Linked DNA regions of Homo sapiens: region 2 is linked to region 1. The links are chromatin loops, found by intact Hi-C in ENCODE. Cell type or tissue: IMR-90. All regions are shown on one strand.

Evidence for each region. A loop is a pair of places that touch in the nucleus more often than their neighbours do. Peaks named below come from ENCODE experiments on the same cell type or tissue, not always from the same donor. Only the 100,000 strongest peaks of a DNase experiment are listed, where the experiment ranks them.
Region 2: a loop joins it to region 1, with 2.3 times the contacts of the local background. A loop is called at or near these places in 2 of 110 quality-filtered maps.

What each region holds. Positions count from the first base shown.
Region 1 is chr13:109,624,288-109,632,287 of GRCh38, reverse strand. No RefSeq gene overlaps it. Among named protein-coding and RNA genes, the nearest start is that of LINC00676, 100 kb to the left of the region's middle. In IMR-90, no CTCF peak of the experiment used is centred here; a DNase peak (open chromatin) is centred at 3,937; H3K27me3 peaks cover 721 bases.
Region 2 is chr13:109,390,578-109,398,577 of GRCh38, reverse strand. LOC105370359 (a long non-coding RNA gene) reads left to right here. Exons shown (of 3, transcript XR_001750017.3): 3 at 1-145. Among named protein-coding and RNA genes, the nearest start is that of LINC00399, 6.1 kb to the left of the region's middle. In IMR-90, no CTCF peak of the experiment used is centred here; no DNase peak of the experiment used is centred here.

The DNA.
Region 1 (8,000 bases):
GCTGTGTCCCCACCTGAATCTCATCTTGAATTGCAGTTCCCATAATCCCTTTATGTAGTGGGAGGAACTCGGTGGGAAGTAATTGAATCATTGGGGCAGTTACCCCCCTGCTGCTATTCTCATGATAGTGAGTTCTCACAAAATCTGATGGTTTTATAAGGGGCTTTTCCCTCTTTGCTTGTCACTTCTCTTTCCTGCCATCATGTGAAGAAGGACATGTTTGCTTCCCCTTCTGCCATGATTGTAGGTTTTTTGAGACCTCCCCAGCCATGCGAAACTGAGTCAATTAAACCTCTTCCCTTTATAAATTGCCCAGTCTTGGGCAGTTCTTTATAGCAGCATGAGAATGGATTAATATAACATATAAAGTGACTCACTGAGTGGACAAACAAAATTACACACACACACACACACACACACACACACACACACACACAGGAATATTATTCAAGCTCAAAAAGGGAGGAAATTCTAATACATATCACAACATGAATGGAATTTGAAGACATTATGCCAAGTAAAATAACCTAGACACAAAAAGACAAATATATAGAGTTTCATGTATAGGAAGTCCCTTGAGTGGTCAACTTAATAGGGACAGAAAGTAGAATAATGGTGACTAGGAACTGGGGTGAGGGGAGAATGTGGAGTTATTGTTCAGGGGATTCAGAGTTTTAGTTTGGGAAGATGAAAGAGTTTTGGAGATAGATGGCGGTGATGGTAGTATGACAAGATGAAAGTGCTTAATGCCACTGAACTATGCAGTCCAAAATAGCTAAAATGGTACATTTTATGTTATGTATATTTTATCATAATACAAAGTTATTTGCATGTGCCAGCCAGTCATTATACTACGTTTGCGATAGTCTCTGGTGTAATAATTCCAGAAGGACAAATAAGCCCCAGGATGGTGATCTGGGGAAAGTGGAGCAGAATGGTCATGCACTGGCCACGGGAGTGAGTGGCACGTCCACCTCTGCACAAGTGAGCCCCGGCTGCCATAACAAAACACTGCAGATGAGGGCTTCAGCAACAGAAATGCATTACCTCACAGCTCTGGAGGCTGGAAGTTAGAGATCAGGATGCCAGCAGGCTCAGGTTCTGATGCAACCTTTCTTCCCACCTGCAGCCTTCTCACTGTGTCTTCATGTAGCCTTTTCTCCATGCATGATAGCTCCTGGTGTCCTTTCCTTTTCTTACAAAAGGACACACACCAGTCTTATTGGGTCAGGGTCCCACACCAATGACCTCTTTTTACCTTAATTACCTCTTTAAAGGCCTTATTTCCAAATACAGTCACATTGAGGGTTAGGACTTCAGCCTATGGATTTGTGGGGGCACAGTTGAGTCTATAACAGCTTTCTGCCCCTTTTTCTTTTAGATTGGGCAGTGGGCAAAGGCAAACTTGAGAGCAACTGGCAGCAGCTACTTCAGCATGCTGGTGAGTGCAGCACAGATTTTCCTTCAGGGAAGGAGCTGCTGGGGAGCACTGATGGCAGTGCAAGGAGGACCACTTGAGCCCAGGAGTACAGGACCAGCCCGGGCAACATAGTGAGAGTGTCTCTGTGAAAAATAAAACAAAATTAGTCAGGTGTGGTGGTGCACACCTGTGTTCCCAGCTACTGAGGAGACTGAGGTTGGGAGGATTGCTTGAGCCTGGGAGGTCGAGGCTGAGGTGAGCCATGATCGTGCCACTGCACTCCAGCCTGGACGATGGAGTGAGACGCTGCCTTAAACAAAAAGAAAAAAAAGATAAAGCCGCTCTTATCCATGAGAGCAGAAACTGCAGACTTGCCCAGGCATGGTAATGAGAACTAAATGCTGCCAGTAAAATGCATCATGGTTCATAACTTCAGGAATAAATGATGACCAAGGCCATTTGTTTACATAGCACAGAGCAGCTTAAAGCCTACAGATATTTACAACACTCAAAATATATAATTCCTTCTAGGGGAGTAAGATAACCCACGATTTCCCAAAGCCATTAAATATTAATAAGTGGGAGATAGCCTACCCTTTTAAAGCACTCATGGAGATTTCTGCATAGCAGGTGACAGAATTTGAGTTAGTCTCTGACCAGTGAGACCGAAAGTACTTGAAGCAGCAATCTGTACTGGCCCGGTGTTTTCCCCTGTTTGTGCTAAAGGGTTAATCTTTCTATGCTTATATTCTGATGAAGCTATGTTGAAATAAGTGGTACTTAGCTGTTGAACAAGATGGAATGCTAAATATGTTTTATGCCAGATTTAATTGCAACTACAAATGACACCAAGACTCTGTCCCTTGGCATGAAATTGGATGGCAGCTTGGCTGGTCTCATTTTGGTCATTCCTGTGATTGGTGCAGATTGCTGCAAGATTGATTTGACTGGTATTGATCGTGACGAGAGCAAGAGTGAACAGTTTGGCTGGACTAAGTCTGGTTCAGATGTTCAGTACAAACACAGCCATAACGTAGATGTACATTTTAAACTACCAAATTTCAGAAAGGAACAATAGAGGAGAAAAGATTGTATAGAAAATCTATTTATTTAAATTTTCTTCTAGGCAAATTGAGGCATTATAGTGTTGACATTCCAGAGCGTGCAGCCACTCCTTGAGTGATGACCAGGCTACTAGGAACTTTCATTCATTCATTTATGCAATAAGCCCTGATTGTTCCCCCTTGAACATTCCCTCCCCTCCTAAATAAGCTATCAAAGCTGATGTGTGAAACTGTTGGCCCAGCTCCTCGTACTGCCACCCTATTTAATTACAGTGGGTTTCCTTTCATTCGGTCGTCACTGCTCACAACTCAGGTAATTGTCCTCACAGGCAAACTCCTATGTCTGTTCCCATTCATCTCTTCCTTTCCCAGCTCTTGCTCGCTGACATCGGGAACACCTTCCTTTCTCCCCCTGTGATTACGTTTCCCACCGACAATAGAAACTGGGTTCTTGGAACTGAAGAGCTGTGTCTCCAGACTATCATTGCCAGAGAAGCAAAAATTAGACTTGCAGTGGCCTTTCCTTCCCAGGGGAAAGAAGGGCTTCTCAACAGCCTGGGCTTCTATGTCCCTTCACTCAGGTGCTGAGAACACACTAGTTAAGTTACAGAGTTTCTTGGAAAAACCGGTTGGCATCTGTATTAGTTCCTTCTCGTATTGCTCTAATAAAGCTGCCTGAGACTGGGTAATTTATAAAGAAAAGAGGTTTAATTGGCTCACAGTTCCACAGGCTGTACAGGAAGCATGGCTGGGGAGGCCTCAGGAAACTTAAAATCATGGCAAAGGTGAAGGGGAAGCAGGCACCTCCTACATGACTGGAGCAGGAGGAAGAGAGCAAAGGGAAAGGTGCCGCAGACTTTTAAACAACCAGATCTCATGAGAATTCACTCACTATCACGAGAACAGCAAAGGGGAAATCCGCCCCCTTGATAAAATCACCTCCCACCGGGCTCCTCTTGCAATATTGGGGATTGCAATTCAAAAATGAGAATTGGGCAGGGACACAAATCCAAACCATATCAGCATCATCTTGTAAGTGCACAAGTAAAGTAACAGCTTTAGCTTATTCTCTCTCTTTTCCGAAACACACTGAATCCTGATTAGGTAAACATTTCTGCTTTGGCAATTAGGTCATTTGTACTTTATGTCATGGGGTTAAAATGACAACAGCTCTGTAAGAAACCTGTGGACACGTATTATGGTATCATTAGCAGCATTCTCCTGGACACATTTCCTGTGGTCTCAGATATTAAAAATACATAAGGCCTGTGAATCACTCAAGTTCTATATCTGTACTAGACCTCTGGTTTAAATCCATGAGGATATTAACTCTTCACCCTTTTTATAGAATGTTGCTTTTTATTGTAAGGATGTCATTTATTGGGCTTGAAGTTGCTGTCAAACCTTCAGGAATGAGAGCTCTGTGCCAGTGCAATCCGTGTGATTCATGGTAGTCAAATGGTCACAGGCTGAAGAGTCATCTGGAGCATTCCTTGTACCTATGACTCTCCTGCTTATTTATGTTCCTGTTCCCTCACCCCAAATTCTCATAACAAAGAGGAATGGCATCCATGAACCAAAATAGAAGTAGCAGGCACTGAGGCAGTTCTATCAATGGATTTTTGAGGGAAATCATGTGGTTCTGAAATTTGGACCTTGAGGTCGTGCCAGTCCCCAGTGAGCAGCTTTTACTCCTTCAGTTCACTTCCAGCTGTGTGCTGCTACTCTGCTAGGTCTGAGAGAGACAGCAGAGAGAAACCATAAAGGGCACTTGAACGCTTAGAGTGATAAGCTGGAGATTAAATAAACAATGAAAAAAGTGATAACCATAACTAAGGGGGTAAATGTTGCAGTGTGAGCCTATCAGTGAGGTCCTTGAAGGTTCAGAAAATGCCCTCCTAAGGAAGGGACTTTAAAGTGAAGACTTGAGGGTGAGAAGGAGTTGGCTGAGTTAAGAGGTGGAGAGCTGGCTGAGAGAGCACTCTGGGCAGAAAGACGCAGAGCACATACATCTCAGATCTGAAACTGTATGAGGTTCAGTTTCAAGAAAGTTAAAAAAAAAAATACAGTACCACTTAAAGCACAGATAGGAATGAAAAAAAGAGTGACATGAGATCATAGAATAGAAGAGTCAGGCACAAGATCATGGAAGAACTTGTAAGAACCAGACTAAGGATGTCAGATTTTAATCACATTGGAAAGCTACTGAAGAGTTTTAAGTAAGACATATTTGTATTTCAGGAAGGTAACTACAACCTGGAAAATGGACTGTAGGAATCACAGTGAACTCAGGCAGACCCATGCTGCCACAATCAATGAGGAAGGTGTGGTCTAGCCTGCGACAGAGACACTGACTAAAGAACGTGGTAGACTTGTGTTATCATGCTGTGCACAGTTGAAGTTGTGAGCATGAATTTCTTGTGGTCTGATACACGTGGTTGTGAGACGTTCTCTAGCATCACTCAATATCTTATACAGATGCAAATCAGATGGAAATTTAGACTCATCCCACCCCCACCGCATCATTTTCTAGTTGGATTGATGAGTAGAAATTGGTTAGGATATTGGGAAGAAGGCAACTGAAATTGCTGACAAGAGAGTATAAGCTGAAAAGGTGGGGAAGTGAAGAGGGAGAGAGATGATGGGGAGAGGAAGAATAGAAGGTAACTGTACTAGAAGAATGGTTTTTGTGGCAGAGCAGCTTCAGGAGCTAACAAGTGGAAAATGAAGTAGAGATGAAGAGGTAAAGAAACGAGTGGTCAAGATACTGACAGTCTGTCTGCACAGTCACAGAATTCCTGCAGACTGATGGCAAGATTAGTTAGTGTGGAGGATTCTGACTCAGCAAAATCTCCAGTCAATGAGCAGGATTGATTAGCAAAATGGCAGGAAGAAAGCTGCAGAGTTTGGGTATGCTGCTATGGTTACTATGAGCCTGGCATTATTCTGGGGGGCTTCACATACAGCTCAAGACAAGGCAGCTGATGCCCGGCTTGCATGGAGTTTCCATTCTTGAGGGGAAAGGAGGACGGTTGCTTGCCATGCAGATAAATAAATGGAGCGGCGGGAGGGCAGAAAGCATGCAGAGAAGCTAAATATGGTGACAGGAGAGCCAGTGACTTAAGAGTTACCATTTAAGCTGAAATCTAAATGACCAGATGGAGTTGGCCACGTTGAGTTTTGCATTGCTCTAGGTAGTGTGAGGCTCTTACTCAGAGACACTGTCAGTCTCCTTACAGGCTCAGCTGTCTTCCTCAAACAGCAGGAAGCTTGGCTTTCTGACAGTGTTCTCTCTGACTTAAGGATTTCCCTGACAAGAATTGCCCTTGTTGGCCCAAGGTGTTTCGTGGGCAGATGATCCCTCTTGCCAGGCTGGATTTCACGTTTGAGTGGAAGAACAGAGATGGTGACCATCCCTCTTTGGGTATTTGTCCTTCACTAAAATGGTATAGAGTAATAGGCTTAAAATAAAACCAGCAATGGCAACCTGCCTTTGTAGACAGATGTACCACTTGCAAATATTTAAAAAGACCCTTTTAGAAAGTTTTTTAAAAAGTGAAAATGTAGATTTCATTTATTATCCCCTTAAGAATTATCTTTCTAAAAATAAGCCTAACTTTGTGACATCCCTATTGATTCCAGGACAAGTCCCAGCCCCATGGCATGACATCTAAAAGCCTCCAGGTTGGTCCTATAAATCTTTCCAACCACTCCTACCAGGCACCTACACCCCAGGCATCCAAATGCTTATCAGTGATAACACAGCTACAATCTATGATTCAAGAAAACTGTCCCCCTGCCTGGAGTCCACACCCCTCCTCTTTCTGTCTAGTGAATGGAACTCATCCTTCAAAATCAACCCAAGCATCCTCACTAGACCTCCTCAGACCTTTCAGCAGTTAGTGCTTGCTCACTAGTCTGCTCTGCATGCACAATTCTGAGTTATAATTTGTGCTGCACTATGGGACCAAGACCACTCTTAGAGTGAAGTATGTGAAACTAACTCTTTGAAGATGAAAAAAATCAGATATTAGTAATTTCATATATTAATACTTCAACCTAGTGGTTGTTTCTTATTGTCTATTTTTCACCTTAATAGAAATGGAATCCCTAATTTTCATCTGAGCCAGTGGCTACCCATTAGAAAGACTATATTTTGTAAGTGTAGCCATAAGAATAAATTCTGGCCAATGAGATATAAGCACATGCATTGACCAGCAGCTTCTAAGAATCTTACAAGACAGCTCATGCATATCCTTTCATATTTCTTCATAGTCCTGACTGAATGCAGTAGCTCACACCTATAATCCCAGCACTTTGGGAGGCCCAGGCAGGAGGATCGCTTGAGTCCAGGAGTTTGAGACCAGTCCTGGTAACATAGCAAGACCTCCATCTCTACAAAATAGAAGAACTAGCTGTGCCTGTAGTCCCAGTTACTCTGGAAGGAGGCTGAGGTGGGAGGATTGCTTGAGCCTGAGAGGTTGAGTGAGGCTGCAGTGAGCCATGGTTGCCCACTGCACTCCAGCCTGGGCAACAGATCAAGGCTTTGTCTCAAAAATTTTTTTCTTCATAGTCCTTCCTCCATCCTACTGCCTGGAATGCACTTATAATCACCAGAGCTCTGGCAGCTTTTTTAGGACATGAAGTTAAAGGGATACACCCTAGAAATTATGGAGTAGAACTAGAAGTAATGTGAGTTTCTAAGGTCTTTGGTGGTAAAGCCACCATATCAGCCTTGGACAAATAGAGAATTTCTATTTAATAAGCCACATTATTTGCAATGGAACCTACTCCTAACTGATGTATAATGAATTTTAATTATTTCTGTGTATTTTGCTTTGTCACTGGACTGTGAGTTCTTCAATGGCAGGGGATACATTTTTAAATCTCTGTTCCATCAAGCGTCAGGTAGCAAGTCCTGGGCATGGCACATGCTGTATACTCAAAAATGTTTGTAATATAAAACACTTCATTGTCATTTTGAACAGAGTGAGTCAAGTACAGATTATACAAATAAAGGCAGCTTTTAAATAGTATAAAAATAGACAAACTCTCTCAAAGAATACCAGTAAATGAATGGGAAAATAGATCAAAAGTATGGTCCATAAGCATTTTTCGCACAAGATAATGTCAATGCATAACGAAGCATGACAATAGGTATTTTATATTGGTGGGAAAAACTCACCTAAGGCTCTTATTTTGAGACTCAAAGGATTAAGGCCAATAAATAATAAACAAAGTAATGATCAATAAACCCTTCTGGAGAAAAATGGAGGGAAAAAAGCAATGATAGTTGGCGATACATGTAACTTCTTCCGGTAATTGACTTTGATGGGCCTAAACCTAAGTATAAACTGCAGACTTAGCTTCAATGGGAATCGATAATGTCTGAGCTTATGTAACTCCAGCAACCATCATCTCCAAAACTGAGAAGGTTAGAAACTCTAAATCTTCCCTTTGTAAATTATGGCTTTGTGTTTAACTGCCAGGAACATTATAAACTCTGCAAATAACAG
Region 2 (8,000 bases), 230 kb after region 1:
GCTTCTGCACAGCAAAAAGAACTATTGTCAGAGTGAACAGGCAACCTACAGAATGGGAGAAAATTTGTGCAATCTATCCATCTAACAAACGGCTAATATCCAGAATCTACAAGGAACTTAAACAAATTTACAAGAAAAAAAAAAACAACCCCATCAAAAAGTGGACAAAGGATATGAACAGACACTTCTCTAAAGAAGACATTTATGTGGCCAACAAACATGAAAAAAAGCTCTTCATCACTGGTCGTTAGAGAAATGCAAATCAAAACCACAATGAGATACCGTCTCACCAGTTAGAATGGCGCAAGTTAGAATGGCGATCATTAAAAAGTCAGGAAACAACAGATGCTGGAAAGGATGTGGAGAAATAGGAACGTGTTGATGCTGTTGGTGGGAATGTAAATTAGTTCAACCATTGTGGAAGACAGTATGATGATTGTTAAGACAATTCTACTAAAGGAAAACTATCTCTGCTTTGCATTAAATATCTTGCATTTGCTGTTTTTCCTTAAGATTTCTTAAATCAAATTGTACATCATAAAACAGGTCTAATAATCGGCTGGGCGGGGTGGCTCACACTGTAATCCCAGCAGCACTTTGGGAGGCCAAGGTGGGCTGATCAGCTGAGGTCAGACCAGCTTAGCCAACATGGTGAAACCGCACCTCTACTAAAAACACAAAAAAATTAGCCAGTGTGGTGGTGCATGCCTGTAATCCCAGCTACTCAGGAGACTGAGGCAGGAGAATAGCTTGAACCCAGGAGGCAGAGGTTGCAGTGAGCTGAGATTGCACCATTGCACTCCAGCCTGGGCAACAGACTGAGACTCAGTCTAAAAAACAAAACAGAACAAAACAAAAAAACCAGGCATAATAGTACTCTCCCACATTCCCCGTATTCTTTGACTGCTGACAAAATAAAACACACTGTCAGTTCTCTGACCTTCAAAAGTCAGGTGTGGATATTGGGTGAAATTGAATGTCACGTTACTTGTGGGAGAAAATTGCTATTTTCTTAAAGGAAACTTGGCCAGGGCCTCTGTCCTGTCCTTCCCTGACTCAGCTGATTGCAGCTTGCAGGACTCCTCCCCGCAGTGCTTCTACCAGGACAATGACACCAGGTACCTTGTTGCTCACTTCCCTTTCTCCACACTTGTTTTTGAGGAGTTCAGGTGACCAATATTTCCCAGGGCTCCAAGAAAGCAATACAGGTGTAACTTCACCTTTGCCATTGCCGTGAAAGGACTATGTGCTCACCTGCATATCAAGTGGAATGGGCCCATATGGATTTAGCTTAGCCCATCCAGATTTTTAAAAATACCTGTTAAGTGTTTGCCTTTCTTCTATTTTCATATTTAAGGAGCCGAAGAATCAATAGAGCTGAGGGCAGCAAGATGGAATTATAACTCATCCACCCCCCTTTACTGTACTCAAGATATAATATTCCTTGACCCCTCTACATCTGCTTTGCAATTTTCTATCCTTGATCATCAATGCCTTCTTTAGGTGGCTTCCCCTCCTGTCACTCTATGATCCTTATCTTTGTAAACTGTCTGTTGTTTTATAACTGAGTTGACTTTAGTGAATAATCAGAAAACAAGTTGCCGGTTAATATATTCTTAGGATAAACTGAAGATTATGCCTGGAGAGGCTTGTCCATGGTGCAGCTGAGACGTCTCCTATCTTCTTTTCTGTCTTTTTTTTTTTTTTTTTTTTTTTTGAGACAGAGTCTCGCTGTGTCACCCAGGCTGGAGTGCAGTGGTGCGATCTTGGCTCACTGCAAGCTCTGCCTCCCAGGTTCACGCCATTCTCCTGCCTCAGCCTGCCGAATAGCTGGGACTATAGGCACCTGCCACCACGCCCGGCTAATTTTTTGTATTTTTTTTTAGTAGAGACGGGGTTTCACCGTGTTAGCCAGGATGGTCTCGATCTCCTGACCTCATGATACACCCGCCTCGGCCTCCCAAAGTGCTGGGATTACATACAGGCCTGAGCCACCGCGCCTGGCCGTCTCCTATCTTCTTGTCTGTGTATATGTGTGAATCCTTCACGCCGAGACAGAGTTGTATGAATGAATCATTCTGAACCTGATGTTCTTTCTACAATGTGGATACATGCAATTGTTTGTTTGCCCTCCTGCCCTGTGGTCACAGCAGTGGCCTATTTACAGGGATGTTTACTGTTCTAGAGACTGGCTGTTTCCTACGCTTATGTTTTTACTCCATCTTTTTCAGTGAGCTTAAGTTTGTTTACTACATACTAGTATGTTCCTCTACTAGTCATTGTGACAGTGTTTCAAAATGTTTCAGCATATCCTTGTGTCTTTCTTTTCTCTGTTCATCTTGTTTCTAATTTCCTTTCCAGAACTTTCCATGGTGTCCAGGACAATCCTGGTTTTCTATCTGTTGTCCTGTTGTCATTATCAATAGTAGCCAATTTCACCCTGAAAGTAACTGTGTTGAAATGAAAATTATATTTGCCTATTTACCCATAAAGTAATCACTGCTCTAAGATTTTATACCCACTTTCTGAGAAACTTTATTCCAGGAAAAGACTAATTAGATAGGTCAATTAATGTAGATCAACTTGCTCCTGTCATGTTTGAAATCATAAAACAAGGCCTAAGTCCATTTGGGTGCTATAACAAAATCCCATAAGCTGGGTCGTTTCTAACAACAGAAATTGGTTCCTCACAGCTCTGGAGTTTGGGAAATCCAGGAGAAAATCACCGACAGACTCGGTGTCTGGTGAGAGCCCGCTTCCTGGTTCCTAGAGGGCCGTCTTCTCACTGTGTCTTTACATGGTGGAAGAGGCAAGTGAGCTCTGTTGGGCCTCTTTCATAAGCTCATGAACCCCATTCATGAGACCTCCTCCCTCATGGCCTAATCACTTTCCACAGGTGCCACCTCCAAGTAACATCACCTGGAGGATGGCATTTCAACATAGGAGATTTCATGACGTGTTTGCTTCTGCAGCACGTGTTCTAAAATTGGAATGAGATTTCATTAGCCCTCCTCCCTCATGACCTAATCACCCCCCACAGGCTCCACCTCCATATAACATCACCTTGGGGATGGGGTTTGGGGCAGGGGAACATGAGCATTGAGCCCATTGCAGGGACAGACCCTAAGCATAACACCAACCAGTAAGTGAGTCCTAACAGGATGAATCTAAATGACAGATAGGGTGGGAGAGACATTTAAAAGTCCTCTAAACTTTTCTGGTCATTGGTATTTACTCAGAATCTGTGGCTAATTCTGCACTTGCCAGCAATGATCACTGTCCTTGTTATTGTCCTCATTTGTCCAGCACATATTGCACACGTTTGCACATGCTGCGTACCAAGCACGGTGCTGTGTGCAAGGCTGCTCAGCGAGCACATCAGATAAACTCCTGCCACATTAGTGCTTACCCTGGGGAGGTGGGGGGAGGCAGACTCACAAAAGGGAAAATTAAATAAACAAAAAACCAGATAATGTCGAGTCTTGTTGAAAGAAAAGTGGTGTGACAAAACCTGAGTTTTTACAAAGTAACTTAGAATGAAAGACCAGGAACATCCTCTCAAAGGAGGAGACATTTGTGAAAAGAAGTAAATGATAAAGTCAGTCCCAGTCATGCAGGATGTATGGAAAAGACATCTCAGGTAGAGGAACGATGAAAGCAAGCATCCTAAGGAGAAGGAAACATGGCACGTTCGAGGCACGGAAAGAAGGGAAGTGAGTATGGTTGTCATGGGAAAGAGGACAAGTCAATATGCAAAGTTCAGAGAGATGGACAGGGCCAGGTCATCAGGAGTGGTGGACAGGGCCAAGGGTTCAGACAGGCCTGTAAGTGGGGTGTGCGGCACGGGATACTGACATGCAGTGATGTACATTAAAAAATATCCTCGCTATGATGTGCAGAAAACAGCAAGAAAGGCAAATAAAAAAGCAAAAAGCAGAGCCCACTTAGATGTCTCTTACACGTGCCAAGAGTAAAATGGTAGAGGCTGTGGCTGGGTAGATACAGCAGAGAGGGAGAAGGGAAAGTCTCTGGGATGTCTTTTGGATGTAGTCATTATGACTTGCCAATGAACTGGGTGGAGAAGGTCAGTAAAGACACTGAATTGAGGATCTGTCTGAAGAACTGGCTGGAACACTTGGGGAGACTGTAGGGTCAACTAACAGGCAGATAATGTTGGGGGAGAAATGAAAAGTTTTGTGTTGTCAGGTTAAGTTTAGAAGCCCATTAGATTTCCAAGGGGAAATGACAAATGAAGAGCTGCATGTTTGGTGTACAAGCCAGGAATTCAGGGTAGAGGTCACAGCTAGAGATATGAACAAGAGGGTCATTGGTATATAGACTGTGTTTAAAGCCGCTGGATAAAAATGGACAATCTAGAACATATAGCAGAGGAATCCCATCCAGACTCACCATTTAGGGTTCAGTAAAGGAGACTGTGAGGTAGAAAAAGCATGAGCGTGAGGTCCATGGAAGCTGAGAGAAAACGTGTCCTGGGAGGTGGTGTGTATCCACGCATGCTAAGAGCTACTGGGAGGACTGGAGAGGCCAGAGGGAGGTGAGATCTGGGTCTGGTAGCCACTTTCCAAGTGAGGTGGAAAAGAACGGCTTTGGCTTCTGGGGAATGAAGTGGAAAGAGCCTGGTGAGAGACAGTGAGAGACATAGCAAGAGGGGAGAATGCAGAGGCTGTGGCTTCAGATGCTTTCAAGAACTTCTGTCATCCAGAGGAACAAAGAAACAAGGCATTTATTGCATAGAAATAGGAAATCAAGGCTGGGCATGGTGGCTCACCCCTGTAACCCTAGCACTTTGGGAGGCTGAGGAGGGTGGATTGCCTGAGCTCAGGAGTTCCAGACCAGCCTGGGCAACATGGTGAAACCCCGTCTCTACTAAAAATACAAAAATTAGCTGGGCGTGGCGGCATGCGCCTGTAGTCCCAGCTACTCAGGAGGTTGAGGCAGGAGAATTGCTTGAACCCGGGAGGCGGAGGTTGCAGTGAGCTGAGGTTGCATCGCTGCACTCCAGCCTGGGTGATAGAGGCAGGAGAATTGCTTAAACCCAGGAGGCAGAGGTTGCAGTGAGCTGAGATCATGCCACTGCACTCCAGCCTGGGTGACAGCGCAAGACTCCATCTCCAGAAAAAAAAAAAAAAGAAAAAGAAAAGAAAAGAAAAAAAGAAATAGGAAATCAAAACAGCAACATTTTTTAAGAAAACAAAAGTGTACTCCAGAGCATGTTTGTATGCAGATAGAAATGGCCCAGTAGAGGGAGAGGGTGGTGTGGAAGACAGGGGTAATGACTGAGGAGAGAGGTGATAGGAGCAGAGCAGAAATGCTTGGTTGACCTTTGATAGGACAAAGGACATGCCATCCTCTGAAACCTCAGGCAAAGCCGAGATCTAGGAAAGCCCCACAGCTGTTAGGCTGGTAGAGCTGGTGGCAGTAAGATGAGTTCCTCTCTCTTTCTTTCTGTTTTCTTAACCTGGGATGAGGCAGGATGAACAGATGCAATGGTTAGGAGGTGCTGTGTGGTAACGTGGTGGACCCTCCACAGGGACTATTTTGATCTGGCTGTGATCTGCACATCCTAAGATGTCTATATTCCAGGACTGATGGGACAACTGGCCCTGCGTGCTGTGCTCTCATCATCAGAACCCCTGATGGTCACTGAGCTTAGTGGTGCTTTGCCCAGATGTTGGTGTGCTCACTAAATTATGCTCTGCAGTTTCGGCCCCATCTACAATTCTGACATTGTCTCATATTTCTCCACTTTGCCCTTCCTTCCTTCCTTCCCTTCTCTCCTTCCTTCCTTCCTTCTCTTCTCTCCTTCCTTCCTTCCCTTCTCTCCTTCCTTCCTTCCCTTCTCTTCCTTCCTTCCCTTCTCTTCCTTCCTTCCCTTCTCTCCTTCCTTCCTTCCTTCCTTCCTTCCCTTCTCTCCTTCCTTCCTTCCTTCATTCCTTTCTCTCTCTCTCTCTTTCTCTCTTTCTTGACACGGTCTCGCTCTGTCACCCAGGCTGGAGTACAGTGGTGTGATCTCAGCTTACTGCAACCTCTGCCTCCTGGATTCAAAAGACTCTCCTGCCTCAGCCTCCCAAGTTGCTGGGATTACAGGTGTGCATCACCACACTCAGCTAGTTTTTGTATTTTTAGTAGAGACGGGGTTTCACCATGTTAGCCAAGTTGGTCTCAAACTCCTGACCTCAAGTGATCTGCCTGCTCCCGTCTGACAAAGTGTTGGGATTACAGGCGTGAGCCACAGCGCCTGGCCCGCCATGGCTTTCTTCCTGCTCTCCAGTCTTCTCTGGAGCTTCACTCTTTCTGGGCCAGTGCTCACAACATTTTCCTGGCAGGAATATTCACATCCCACTTCCACAAGGGAAATAAGCCAATTTTTTTCACCCAGTTCAAATTATACCTTTAAAATGACACATTTCTGATGACCTCCTTCACCTCCCTCCATTCGGAATGTTCTCTCTAGGGATACCCATGAAACATTGATTCATTCATTCATCCACTTGGTTATTCAACAGGTGTTTATAAATTATCTACAATGTGCTGGGAGTAGGCATGTAGTTTCCAGGAATACAGTGGTGAGCAAATTGACGTGGGCCTTGCCTACAAGCAGTCACCACCTAGAAAAAGCACTGTGGCAGAGACAGTACTTCCAGTAGTAACTCCAGTCTCTTCATCCCACTATTTTTAGCTGGACAATGACCACCTATCATAGACGACATTTTTCGACTTTTTTTGCAGCTAGATGTGGCATGTGATTAAGTTTTAACCAACAGCTCGTGAGTTGAAATGTCGTGTACAGCTTATGAGATGTAGTCTTGAAGTGAGGAGAAATGCCTTAAAATTTTTTTTTTTCAATTTCCTTATCCTGCCATTTGGAATGTAGCTTTCACTGCTGGATGGAGCTGAATTAGTCATTGGGGACAGTGCAGTGGAAGCCAAATTTAAGTCTGATTCAAGTGAGATCCTAGAAGGACCCTGGGTTCCTGGCACCTTCCGAGCCCATGTGGCTCTACTCAGCCCTGCTCTTTTTAAATAAGAAAGTAGAGCCTTGTTGTTTTAAGCCACTGGTATTTCAAGTATCCTGTTATGCACGTTTGGTCTAACTAAAATAAAGGCTACCAATCGAAAAATGTAGGGGTCTCTAAGAACATGCAATACGATTCAGTCAAGGGACTTAGAGGAGGTTTTCCAGAGTAGCAGACTTCAAGTTTAGATCATAGAGAAGGTTTGGAGTTCAATAAAGTGATAGAAGGAGGGAACAGTAAAGTGCAGGTGGAGGGAACGGTATTTCAAAGACCCTAAAACAGGAGAATGTGGCACTTCAAAGGTCCCAAGACTGTGGCTTCAGCAGAGTAAAGTAGGAAAAGAGTGGCCCAGCATACGTCTAGAGATGCAGGCAGGGGCCAGATTACCTATGACACTGTAGACCAGGGTGGGAATGTTGTTCTTTATTCTACAAAAAACTAGAGGTGGATACAGTAGCTCACACCTGTAATCCCAACAGTTTGGGAGGCTGAGATGGGCAGATCCTTGAGGTTGGGAGTTCGAGACAAGCCTGGCTAACATGGTGAAAGCCTGTTTCTATCAAAAATACAAAAATTAGCTGCGTGTAGTGGCAGGCGCCTGTAGTCCCAGCTACTCAGGAGGTTGAGGCAGGAGAATTGCTTGAACCTGGGAGGTGGAGGTTGCAGTGAGCTAAGATCGTGCCACTGCACTCCAGCCTGGGTGACAGAGTGAAATTCTGTCTCAAAAAAAAGTAACAATAATAATATAAAAATAAAAATAAATGGAAAGCGATTGAAGAGTTTTATGCAGGTATTTCAGTGATCAGGTCTGGACTTTTAAAACATCTTGCTTATTGCAGTAGGGAGAACTTACTGCAGGTGGACAAGAGTAGATACAGGAAGGCTATCAAGGAGGTTAGCCAAGGTTAGCCCAGTGCCATTTGCTCCAGCAGGGAGGAGGAATGTCAAGAAGTAGGCAAGCTT